Regions from separate parts of the Homo sapiens genome. Here region 1 is linked to region 2. A link is a contact called in ENCODE Hi-C or POLR2A ChIA-PET data. All regions are on one chromosome and are shown on one strand. The core of a region is the stretch at or near the end of the contact, and the rest is flanking DNA. Distances in the headings are between cores, read along the strand shown.

Region 1 (5,079 bases), core at 1,588-4,087, 710 kb after region 2:
AGACATTATAATTCTAATCAGAAACAAATTTTCAGGTCAGAAAACAAATCTGCCTTTGGACAGAGATGTTACTTTTATCACCCTGGAACATGTCAGGAGATGGGAGGAGGACTCCAACTTTAGAAATTTGGAATCTAAGCAAATCTGCTTCCTGTCCAGAAACATCTTTGCAAATACCTTGGACAAGTTTCCTTGAAGAAGTTGCCAGTGCCTTTTGCTCAGCTGTGCAGAAATGGCAGCTCCATGAATCATCTCCCAGCCCTATCTTTTTCTCACCTTTGGTTCCTTTGTCGAAACTTTACTTCTGTTTTGCATTTTGCATTTTTTTCTTTCTCTTTATGTATTACAAAAACAAAATTTTATTATATTCCTAATTATCCTTCAAGACAGCAATTCCCATGTGCTTTACTAGATATAAACAAGTGATATGCTTGTCTTTGAGGTAATGGAAATGGAAATTTGCAATTGAAGAGGAATTAATTTTTTTTATTTCCTGATACAGACACTTAACTCTGATTACTTTTTCAGATTGAATCGGTGTTAGTAGGACATTTGACCGTACAAATCTCTTTCTATTAGAGAAAGAGATAAATTTGGATGTATGATCACTGCTTTGGAAAATGCTAATATGATGAATTTAAAGAGACGGAGATATCAATGTACCCCTGATAGTGGAATAGGTGAAAAATACACTGTTCATTTCAAATTAACAAATACTAAATTTCAAAAGTGTAATCTATTAAAGATATGATTACTAGGTACAGGGTCATATTTTCTTACCTCTGCAGCACCTGAAATCCATCCCAGATTAAATCAGGCTACCCTCGATTTTTGCTTTTTTTGATTATTTTTTCTTATTTTCCAGAAGTCTTGAGAGGAGTCAGCGGCCAAGCTCCATGTCTTGCAGCCAAACAATGCTGTGGGATGGAAGGTGGGATGTCATGTGTCTGGTTTACAGCACTCACGTATCAGTTGGCAGTTAACGGAAGTGCTACTGATTGGTAAGCACCCAGAAACATCAGGCAGAAAACCTGCTTACACTGGTGCTTTAGCCTTGGAGATTCCTGAGAATTTTCACAAATTAACCTCATTTGCTGAGAGAGGCCAATATGGAAACTTAAAATTAATTAATGCATTAATTAGTTAATGTAGAGGAACACAAAGTCAAGAATGTGTTCCTTGTTTTTTTTTTGTTTTAAATTGTCTGGACAGTTGAGCAAATGGTCTTAATTCTTCTAAATATTGGAAACCTGGTGTCTAGGCACAAAACTAGATTTTTGGCGTCATTGAGGAATAAATATATTTGTTGTTCCACTCAACAAGCAGAGATCAATACAGTATTCTAGGTCTATTGGGAGGAGGGGCTGTACATGATAACTTACCTAGTGCTTTTTGTCTAGCACTAATGGAGTTGGGATGTACTTCTGCCAAAGGACTAATTTTAGGAGGACTTTGGGACTGTTGGGTAATAAACTGATCAATGCGATGAAGACCCCAGTCCCTCTGAACTCTTGGAGCTTATGAAAGTCTAGATGTCAAGCCAGAGAAATTGTGAAGATTATACCTCCTAAAAAATAATCTCCAAAAAGATCAAGATGTATGTTCATATCTATTGATTTTCGGGAAGCTACTATTTTCTATAATCCCTCAGTTGGGGGTTTTATGCTTACCCTTTTCAATGTTCACTGATAGTGAGATTGAATAAGTCATCAATGAGAAGAGTGGTTTGAAAATATGTAGCGTAGTACATAAATATTATGTAGAATTAAGAAGGCAGCACAATCCTCAATAAGGTCCAGATACTCAACTTACATTTAAAGCTCTAATTAGTACTCCTACCTTTTGAAATATACAGTTACACTGCTGTGCATTCCTAAAAGAATGCTACAGTTAGACATTACAAAAAATATTACGGTTCCCAAAATATAAAGTCATAAACCTATGTTTATAAAAACAATTGCATTATGAACCTGGGATATAATATATATCACAATCATTCAGCTTACAATAATTTGAGAGTGCTGATGTGAGGATTTCATCTTGGTTAACTGAAGGAAATAATAATTTGTTTAAGATCATCAACATGTGATCAACTTGAAATAAGAGCTTCTCAGTGTTATGAAAATTGTGAGTTGATAATGTGTAACACAATCAGACTAAAATAAGCCTTATTAAAGCAGATTTCTCTAAGGGTACTTCTGCTTCATTTTGCCAATTCTGGACTCTGCAATCTTAATTTCATTGGTTAGGGAGGATCTACTCCCTCTAACACAATACATGCAAATCATAAATTAGAATTGGTTGCATATAATGTAATAGAGAAGCTGTATTCAGCTTACTCAATTAGCAGAAATGTATATGCAACTGGTATAACACACATTAACAGATTGGAGTGCTAATATGAACATATCTCTCATTTCAAAATTAAAACTGGTAGGGACCCCATTTTTCAGATTAGGAGGAAGTCCAGCATCTTTCTAAAGAAATCCCTCACTGCCTGCATGACTTGTTAAGATAATTCAGAGACTTACTCAATACCAACTACCCATTCCAGAGTCCCAATTTTATTTAAGGACAAACTGTAGAATTCACTCAGTGCACAAGTGAAATCAGGTTTTTGCCTGTTTTTGTTCTTGTTGCTGCCATAACATGTCTCTCTTGCAAGCTGCTCCATGTAATCCAGTGTGTGGTTAACACACACAGGTTGGCACAGTCCCTGCCTGGAATGTGGAGAGGCTCATACTTGGATTTCTCAGGTCAGGCTCATTGGTTAATGCTTACATGTTCAGACATTTTCCCCAAAGCATGGTTTCTAATCCAGGATGGCTGGTCCAGCCTGGGCTTCCAGCCACAGCTGGTCATTTTCCCAGAACCAGCTCTGGCGTGCTGCTTGAGTCACAGCTCTGACCTTCCCTCCCTTCTGTTAAAGTTCCCTTTTAGGTGGCCTTAATGTCCATTTCTGCTACTGTGGTTGGGGAAACCTCAGCCTTACAGAGGATGTTCTCCTTTTCTTTTCGACTGTATGCTATTAAATCCCGGTCTTTGTTCAGAAACAAAAACAAAAACCTCAGCTCTTTACAAAAACTGAGTTTTCCATTTATAAGTCTAATTTTTAAAGCAAAGGTGACAAATGATTACTCTTAAATCTTTTTATCTGCTGGATTCCGTGGAGAAGATTTTGAGAGACTGGTGGGTTAGAGTGGTACAAGATTATGAGGGCAATTTCCCAACCAGTAAGAAAAGCCACAATCACTCTAATCATTAGTTATATAATTACCTCTAAGAGTAGCAAAAGAAAAGATTCTGCTTTCAAATGACAGAAGCCCTGAAAATCTCATCTAAGGAACTGGAAATAACTTGTCTGTATTTTTTTCCTCTGTGCTCTAAATTCATTTTTAGTAACAGTGGAAGCAATTTGAAATGAAATACAACACTTAAAGCAAATGAAACGGAAGTGAATGCCAGCAGTAAATGGCAAGAAGAAATCCAGTTCAGTGTGTTCCTCAGAAATCTTGCCTCTTGGGACTAAATGCTGCAAATGTAACTCTTATCCTTGTTTTTCAAGTTTTACCATCTCAAAGCTATCCACTTTATATTAAATTAGTTCTGTTATATTATGTCAATTTGTATTCTTAAGAGCACAAGTTTGGCCTCAAATAGACCTGAGCTGAGATCCAATTCTTTAATTTATCTGTGTTGTTTTCTTTTTCCTTAGCTTTAAAGTGGAAAAAATGCTACTTACATTTTATTTATGAAGGTTAAAGATAAAGTGTCTGATATGGGACCTATCATATGTGGTAGGCACTTAGTACATGGTAGCAATTATGATTATTATATCTGATATTAGCATTATTATTATGATTTGTTTTAATCTTCAAAGTATCAACTGTTTCTATTACATTTGTGGTAAATACTCCTAAACAGAGTTTTTAAGTTCAAGTGTCCAAAGTTGTTAGAAACAAAGATATTTGACAATAACATAATCATATCACATGACCTCATGATTTAACCACCTCCCAAAGTTGCCACCTCCTAATATTATCACCTTGGGGGTGAGGTTTCAACATATGAATTTTAGAGGAACATAAACATTCAGACCATAGCAATAATGAAGATAAAGAGTTTATTCATAGATAAATGTTAAGAAGTAGATACTGTTTGTTAGGAGAAGTGTCCACAGTTAGGGAGAAGTTAGAGGTCTGGTGTCATCTTTGATTTTTGTGTTTCTTCCGGAACCCTGTTGCCTGGCTTCCTACACTATTTCTTGTGTCTTTTTCTTGTAGCTAAACTTGAACATTTTTTCCTTGAGTACCATTTTACAATCAACTGTGCTTTTATGCAGTGGACTTTCACTGAATGTCCCCTATTGGAAATTTTAACAACAATTTAACAACTATTTATTTGATACTTTCTGTATAACCAATATTATTGAACATCCTAGGAACACATACATAAATAAAACTTGATCTCTGCTTTCAGAAAAGTTGATCTATTTGGAAAGATATCAAGAAAATAAACAACCTCAACATTATCACATGGTTTTATAATAACATAATTTCTTAGGGGTTCTGTGGTTGGGGCAGGAAACACCAGGAACTGTCTTGGAGGAAGCTGAAGTTTTTTTGCAGTCTTTATGAATGAAAAGTTTATAAGAAGGACAAGTATAGAACTAGAGTTTCTGGAATTGGGAACATCATAAATAAAAGTACAGATGCAGAATATCACCAGGTAATATGTGGAAAACTGAAATTGGCTTGTAAATTATAGGGTTGGGGGTAGTAATTGATAAAGCCATAGAGATGCACAGATGCCCCATGTGAGAGGGTCCTGTGTAGAAGGCTGAAGTGCATGCATTTCATCTCAAAGACAATGAGAAGCTCCTGCAAGGGCTGTTTAAGTGAAGAATAATGTGCCATTTAGAGTTTATAAGTACTGAGTAGCAGTCATTCACAATTCAAACCAATTCTGATTCATACTAACAAAATTGAGAGTTCAGAAGTAATTTGGCAAACATAGAAAGACGTATTCAAAGTCAAGATTCAATTCTCCACATGTATCCCATTCCATTCGCTCAAGCCC
Region 2 (5,646 bases), core at 2,022-4,521:
GTGGGAGGTGGGGAGAGGGAAGATAAGAGTGAGGTTTTGAGGCTTGATGAGGTCTGTATAATTATCTATTGTAGGTGTCTTAGTTGACACAATAGATATGATTTGAAAAGCTGAAGGCACATGGAAATTTTTGTAAACTGACTAGTAATTTAAATGACAATGAGACCATTATATTGCAAGCAAAGACAAATCTTTTAGAAAAAAATTAGTAATCACGAATAATTTATCTTTTGGATAATGATTTTCATAATGCAGGTTATGCTTCCCTGGAGCAAGTTATGCAGGCAATTAAAAATGACAATGGAATTCAGTTTATAACCGATGAAATCCAGCTTTGTTTGTCAAAAACAAATGCATTCATTCCATTTGGAGAGTAAAACAGTCTTTTTTTCATGAGCATAATGGTGAAAGCTAATTAAATTTATCATAAATTACACCCTTAATATTTGTTCTCAAGATCATTAGTCTATAATGTAAACAGACACATTCACAATAGTTAATGTTAACAGTTTTCTAAAATTCAGAACTTTAAAGGTTTATTCATTTATTCCCTAAGCATCAGTTTAAAAAAATGTTTTAAAGAGCATACACATTAAAAAGTATGATATTAGATGAACAACTAAAAATTAGACTAAAAACATCGCCAAATTGGATTTTATATAGTAATATTGTTACATTGAGAGGTAACATTTTGGCAACCATTTGCTGCAAACCTACAAATTCTGTAAAAGCTTCTAAAGATTAATAGCACTATCAGTCAGTTGCATCATTATCTCATTGAAAATGAATTCTCACCCTCCTTTAAAAAAATTTAAAAAAATGTTTTAAGAGAACAACTAAATCTGATGGAAGACAAAATTAAGGAGACCTGCAGTTCTCCTTGTTGGTGTAAGCTTTTGCCTCCGGTTTCTATGGTAACCCGTGATCTGTATTCCAATCACACCTTTGAAAGGTTTGTTTTCTCCATCATGAAAATTTAGCTGGAAGCACTGAAGGTACTGAACATTAATTTTTATGTTGTCTTTTTTTTTTGGAAAAATTGGAAAAAGAGAATAGAGAAGGAAGATAACACCCACAGGCTTAGACTGCAAATACAATGAGGAAATGTATTTGCTAATTTTTAGATGATTTACATGCCTGGAAGATCACAAGGATAAAAACCCTGAATGCTAAATGAACAAGTAGGCAGCTCCTCTAACAAACTCAGGAAATGTCTTGAGCAGAACATTGCAAATATTCATCTAATTCGATAGGGTAAAAACCTAGAGACTTGCTCATAGAGGTTGAAAGAAAATGTAGCTCAGTGGTTTTCAGCCTGGAGTGATTTTGCCTCCCAGGAGACATTTGGCGATATCTGGGGACATTTTTGGTTGTCACAACTGGTGCTGGTGCTGGTGGTGTGTGTGGAGGGTGGTACTGGCTGCTAGTAGAGGCCAGCAATGAATGCCAGACATCCTACAGTGCATAGGACAGCCTTCCACAACAAAGAAATATCTGGCCCCAAAAGGAGGTGGGAAAACCTGCATCCTCCATTTAGCTTTATAGATGGTGTACTGGTGTGAGGGAAATAAATATTCAAAAGAATAAAATGCTTTAGAAGCAACCTCATTTGTAATTTGCTTCCCTGGTATTTTACTACACTAACTTTTTATTTCACTTTAAATGGCAGAAAGAGAAACAGGAAAAAACAAACAGTTCCCGCTTTTTTCTTACCTTTGGTTTAAATTTGAACATTTCCAGCTGGCATGCATTAATCTAATTTGGTGCTGCCTCCTATGACCTGTAAATGTGTACAGTAGGGTCGTCAAGTGTTTCCACTGCAAAATCGCTAGTGCAGTTGAGTAAATATTGCCACTTTGCTTAATTCAAATATGTACGTTAAAGTTACGATAAGTTAATTTTCCTGTTAAGTGAAAATGCACTTACCTTTACCCAGTTGAATACAGATGTACTTGCCTTTGACGTCTGCCTCCCTAAGTATGGTTACAGTTTGTCACTCCGGTTCTGGAGGGCCACCCTGTCCCTGAATTCACGCCCAGGTCCTGAGGGCAGAACCATCCTGAGGACAACCTGCAGCTCCATCGATTTTTTCTTGGCTGGGACGCAGGCGAGCATGAAAGCGATCCAAACACAGCCAGAGGGCGCCAAAATGCCGCAAATAAAAGTTCCAAAGGCGTCAACTGGCTTTTGCGGGAAGGTAAAATTGGCTTTTGTGTAATCAAAGAGCTACCGTTGTCAACGATGTCACGTTACGTTATTTTTGTATGTCCCTCTTGCCAACAGGTAAGCAAAGTGAACGCATCTTCCTACCCCGGTGGCTATTCTGTGTCCCGGTGCTAAACCAAGTGTCCGCCCCCTTAGGGCACCCGGACAAGCCGCGGTTGGCCCTAGCTTTGACTCGAGCGCTCGCAAGCAGCAGCGTGCGGGCTGCCTCGGCCAACCCCGTCTTCTCAATATTGGTGGCCTCCATTAAAGCACAGACATCAAAAACATCGACGGCCCCTTTCCCCTCTTCTCTTCCCTCCTTCCTCTCCCAAGTTCCGAGAGCATCCTCCGAGGGGCGACGTCTCTCGCCCCACCAGCTGGACCTCGGCGACCGCGCCTCCCCCGAAGCTGCAGCCTTCGGGGCTGAGCCCCGCGGGTGCGGGTGCAGGTGCGGAGCCGCCCAAGGTGCGCAACTCGTTTGCAGCGGCGCAGCCCAGACGCGCCTGCAGCTGGGGCTCACCCCAACCTCGCTGCCAGCCGAGGTAGCGGAATCGTAGTCGACGTCGGGAGCGGGCTGGACTGGGGTCTGAGAAGGGTAGCTGGTGCCAGGGGGTGTCATTCATCACCTCGAGGCAGCTCCCTAAGTCTGAGCGAGAGCCCGAGCACTTCTTATCCAACGGTTCCAAATAAATGAGGGGGAGAGAGAGAGAGAGAGTGAGAGAGAGAGAGAGAGAGAGAGAGTGAGTGAGAGAGTGAGAGAGTGGGAGAAGTCCACGGACAGCCCAGGCGGCGCGGCGGGGGAAGGGGGACGCAGGAATGGAGGAGAGGAGAGGGGAGGCGGAGGGGGGATCTGAATAGAGGGCATTTAGGAAACGTTGGCGGGGCACAGAGTTGGGAGGTGGGGGGAAGGGAGGAACCAGGATGGCGGATAGGAGAGAAATGGGGGTGACTGTGCTGGAGGGGAGGGGAGGTGGGGGCCCAGAGCTGGGGGGAGTCAAGGGGAGGCGGGCGTGTCCAGGCTGGAGGGGAGAGGGGAGGGTCTGCGCCGGAGGAGGGGAGGGGAGCAGAGGGAGTGCAGGGGGTGGGGAGATGGAGCTGGAGGGGGTGGAGGGGAGACGGGCGGGGCGCCGGGCTGGAGGGAGGGGAGAGAGGCGGGCGGGGAGCGCGGGAGGAGGGAGGCTGGGCGGGCGGACGCGCGGGGGGAGGGCACTGGGCAGGAAGGGGAGGGGGAGCGAGCGCGAGAAATGCAGAGGCTGCAGCGGCGGCGGCGGCGGCAGTAGCGGCAGCGGCGACGACGGCGGCGGCAGCGCTCCAACTGGCTCCTCGCTCCGGGCTCCGCCGTCGAGCCGGGAGAGAGCCTCCGCCAGCGGCCAGGCACCAGCCAGACGACGCCAGCGACCCCGGCCTCTCGGCGGCACCGCGCTAACTCAGGGGCTGCATAGGCACCCAGAGCCGGTAAGGAGGCGCGCCCGGTGGCCCCGCGCCGCCGCGGACCCGGGGGCCTCCGTCCCCCACCGCGCCGCGCCCCGCCCCGCAGCCCCCGGGCTCTCCCTTCATGCAGCGGGCAGCAGGGATGTGGGCCCGGATTGGACGGCAAGGGCCTGGGGTCCCTCTGTGAGGGCTCCGTCGCACTTCGGGGATCCCGGGTGATGGGGGGCCCAGAAGTGGGAGGCTTCAGCCGCTCGCATGGTGGAGGGGTGAGGGGGGCGGCGAGGTTGGTAAACGGAGCTGGGGGGAGGGGGCTGTCGGGGAGAGGAGCTGCGGGTGACGGGAGGAATTGCCGAATGCGAAACCCCCTCAGTGCGTTGAGTCCCGGGGAGACGGTTCTGTGGGCTGAAGGGAGCGCTTCCGTCATCGGAGCCCTTACCAGCCTGGGAGAAAGCGCTCGGGGCGAGGGGCGCAGCAGCCAAAGATGGAGGGTGGGGGTGGGGTGGGGCGGGAGTCCGGGGAGAAAGAAGATGGGGAATCTGGCCCGATCAGAAGGAAGTGGGTGGCTTTTTGCTTTGGCAAACGGGTTTTCTCGACCCATGGGACTCCTGGATCTTGGTTCTGGGGCCAAGGAATACGAGGTTCACACGGCGACGTGCACTCAGAAGCACCTCCCGAGCAGATCGGAGCCCCAGCCTCGTCAGTGGCGGAATTGCCTTCCTACGAACCCGTGGGCTGCCTCGGAGCAGTTTGTTTTTTCGAGCCTTTGGTTCCAAGAATGCGCCAGGCGCCTCCGCCCTGGGTCCCGGCCCCGGCCCGGGCCCGGGGGGTGTGGGCTTGAACCTGACAGCGCGCGGCCCTAACTGGGCTCAGCCCCGCTGGGAGCGTAGGGTTGGGGTTGAGCAGCTTTTGCCCAAAGCGCTAAAGCTGAAACCCGGCGCCCGGTTCCTGCTCCCCCCGCCCCCGTCCCCCCTCCATTTCCAGAAAAATAAAAATTGCGGAATCCTGGATCCGATCGCACGCACAATGCGCGGCTGCAAACCGCATTCTTTTCATGAATATTCATCGAACGCTTGGCCAGGCTCCTTATCTGCGTCCCCAGAGACATTTCCGCCTTGAAACGAACTCGGTGGACAGCCCTTGCCCATGTAATTCTCACTCTGCTGAAATTAGCACAGCACACATGGGTGCATTTTTTAGGACCTTGTACAGGTTGACAACACCTCTGTCTCCCCCGCGGCCACTCGCACTGTGGGGCGGGCTAAAACCCAACACTAGCGTCGAAATGGCCTTCTGCTATAGGGTTGTGGACCGACCCCCCACCCCCACCTCCCGGGATTACAGCCCGGGCCAACAGACCCCCAGTATACTGCAGGCAAAATGAATGAATCGGGACTGTAATTACCTATTCCTTTGTCTTGGCCTCGCGCATGCGCCGGAGAGCAGGGTGTGGAGGGCCCGGCAGCCCCATCCCATCTCCATCATCCAGCCACCCACTCCCCTCCCGAGCCGAGGAACAAAGGCGTTTGCCCTAAATGTTGCGGGAAACCCTTGGACACCAATGACAGTTTTTCCCGCCTGTGTGTGTGTTTCTTCTTTTCCAGGCTGTCTCTCATCTTTTGCTTTCTTGCTGATTTCAATTGACCAAAATTAAGATTTGCCTTGATGAGGATGAAGGCAAATTGTGGATTAAATATTTTGTACCCGCACACTGTTATTTTCCTTTCTAGTACTGTTCATTGTTCTTTTTCCTGTAACATATCTTACTGCAGTGAGGGTGGCTTTCTTAATTTGCATCAATTAACCGTTTGACAGATCTTTTTTGGTCATTTGATTAAGGGAAGGTGGCCTCAAAACTGTCAGTGGGCGTTGCCTCCAGTGACACCACCTGGGGAAAATTAAGACATCTTGGCGTTTATTCGAACAAGATGGCCTACAAAAACCGGAGAGAAGAAAACGATTACCTTGTCGGGATCCTAACCCTTTCTGTTTTCTCTGGACTCCGAACTCATT

The links. A loop is a pair of places that touch in the nucleus more often than their neighbours do. ChIA-PET counts read pairs that join two places held with the same protein, here RNA polymerase II (POLR2A). Pooled maps may share reads with other maps.
Region 1: a loop to region 2 is called in a map of aorta, with 4 times the contacts of the local background. The contact joins the enhancer-like site here to the promoter of BASP1-AS1 in region 2. A Hi-C loop is called at or near these places in 4 of 168 maps with a recorded cell type or tissue (GM12878, aorta, chondrocyte and 1 more), 7 of 37 single-sample maps with no recorded cell type and 11 of 50 pooled maps. POLR2A ChIA-PET finds 5 or more read pairs at or near these places in 2 of 52 experiments (Panc1 and activated B cell).

Annotation. Positions count from the first base shown.
Region 1 is chr5:17,925,959-17,931,037 of GRCh38, forward strand. LINC02223 (long intergenic non-protein coding RNA 2223) reads left to right here. Exons shown (of 8, transcript NR_134286.1): 7 at 866-1,001; 8 at 3,400-4,531. Among named protein-coding and RNA genes, the nearest start is that of LINC02223, 120 kb to the left of the region's middle. Within about 2 kb of position 2,838, at least 2 of the 41 ENCODE cell types and tissues checked have a DNase peak (open chromatin) inside an H3K27ac peak, as active enhancers do.
Region 2 is chr5:17,214,151-17,219,796 of GRCh38, forward strand. BASP1-AS1 (BASP1 antisense RNA 1) reads right to left here and starts at 3,272. Exons shown (of 3, transcript NR_027253.1): 1 at 1,927-3,272. BASP1 (brain abundant membrane attached signal protein 1) reads left to right here and starts at 3,481. Exons shown (of 2, transcript NM_006317.5): 1 at 3,481-3,660. RefSeq lists silencers at 3,277-3,756, 4,247-4,566 and an enhancer at 4,601-5,381.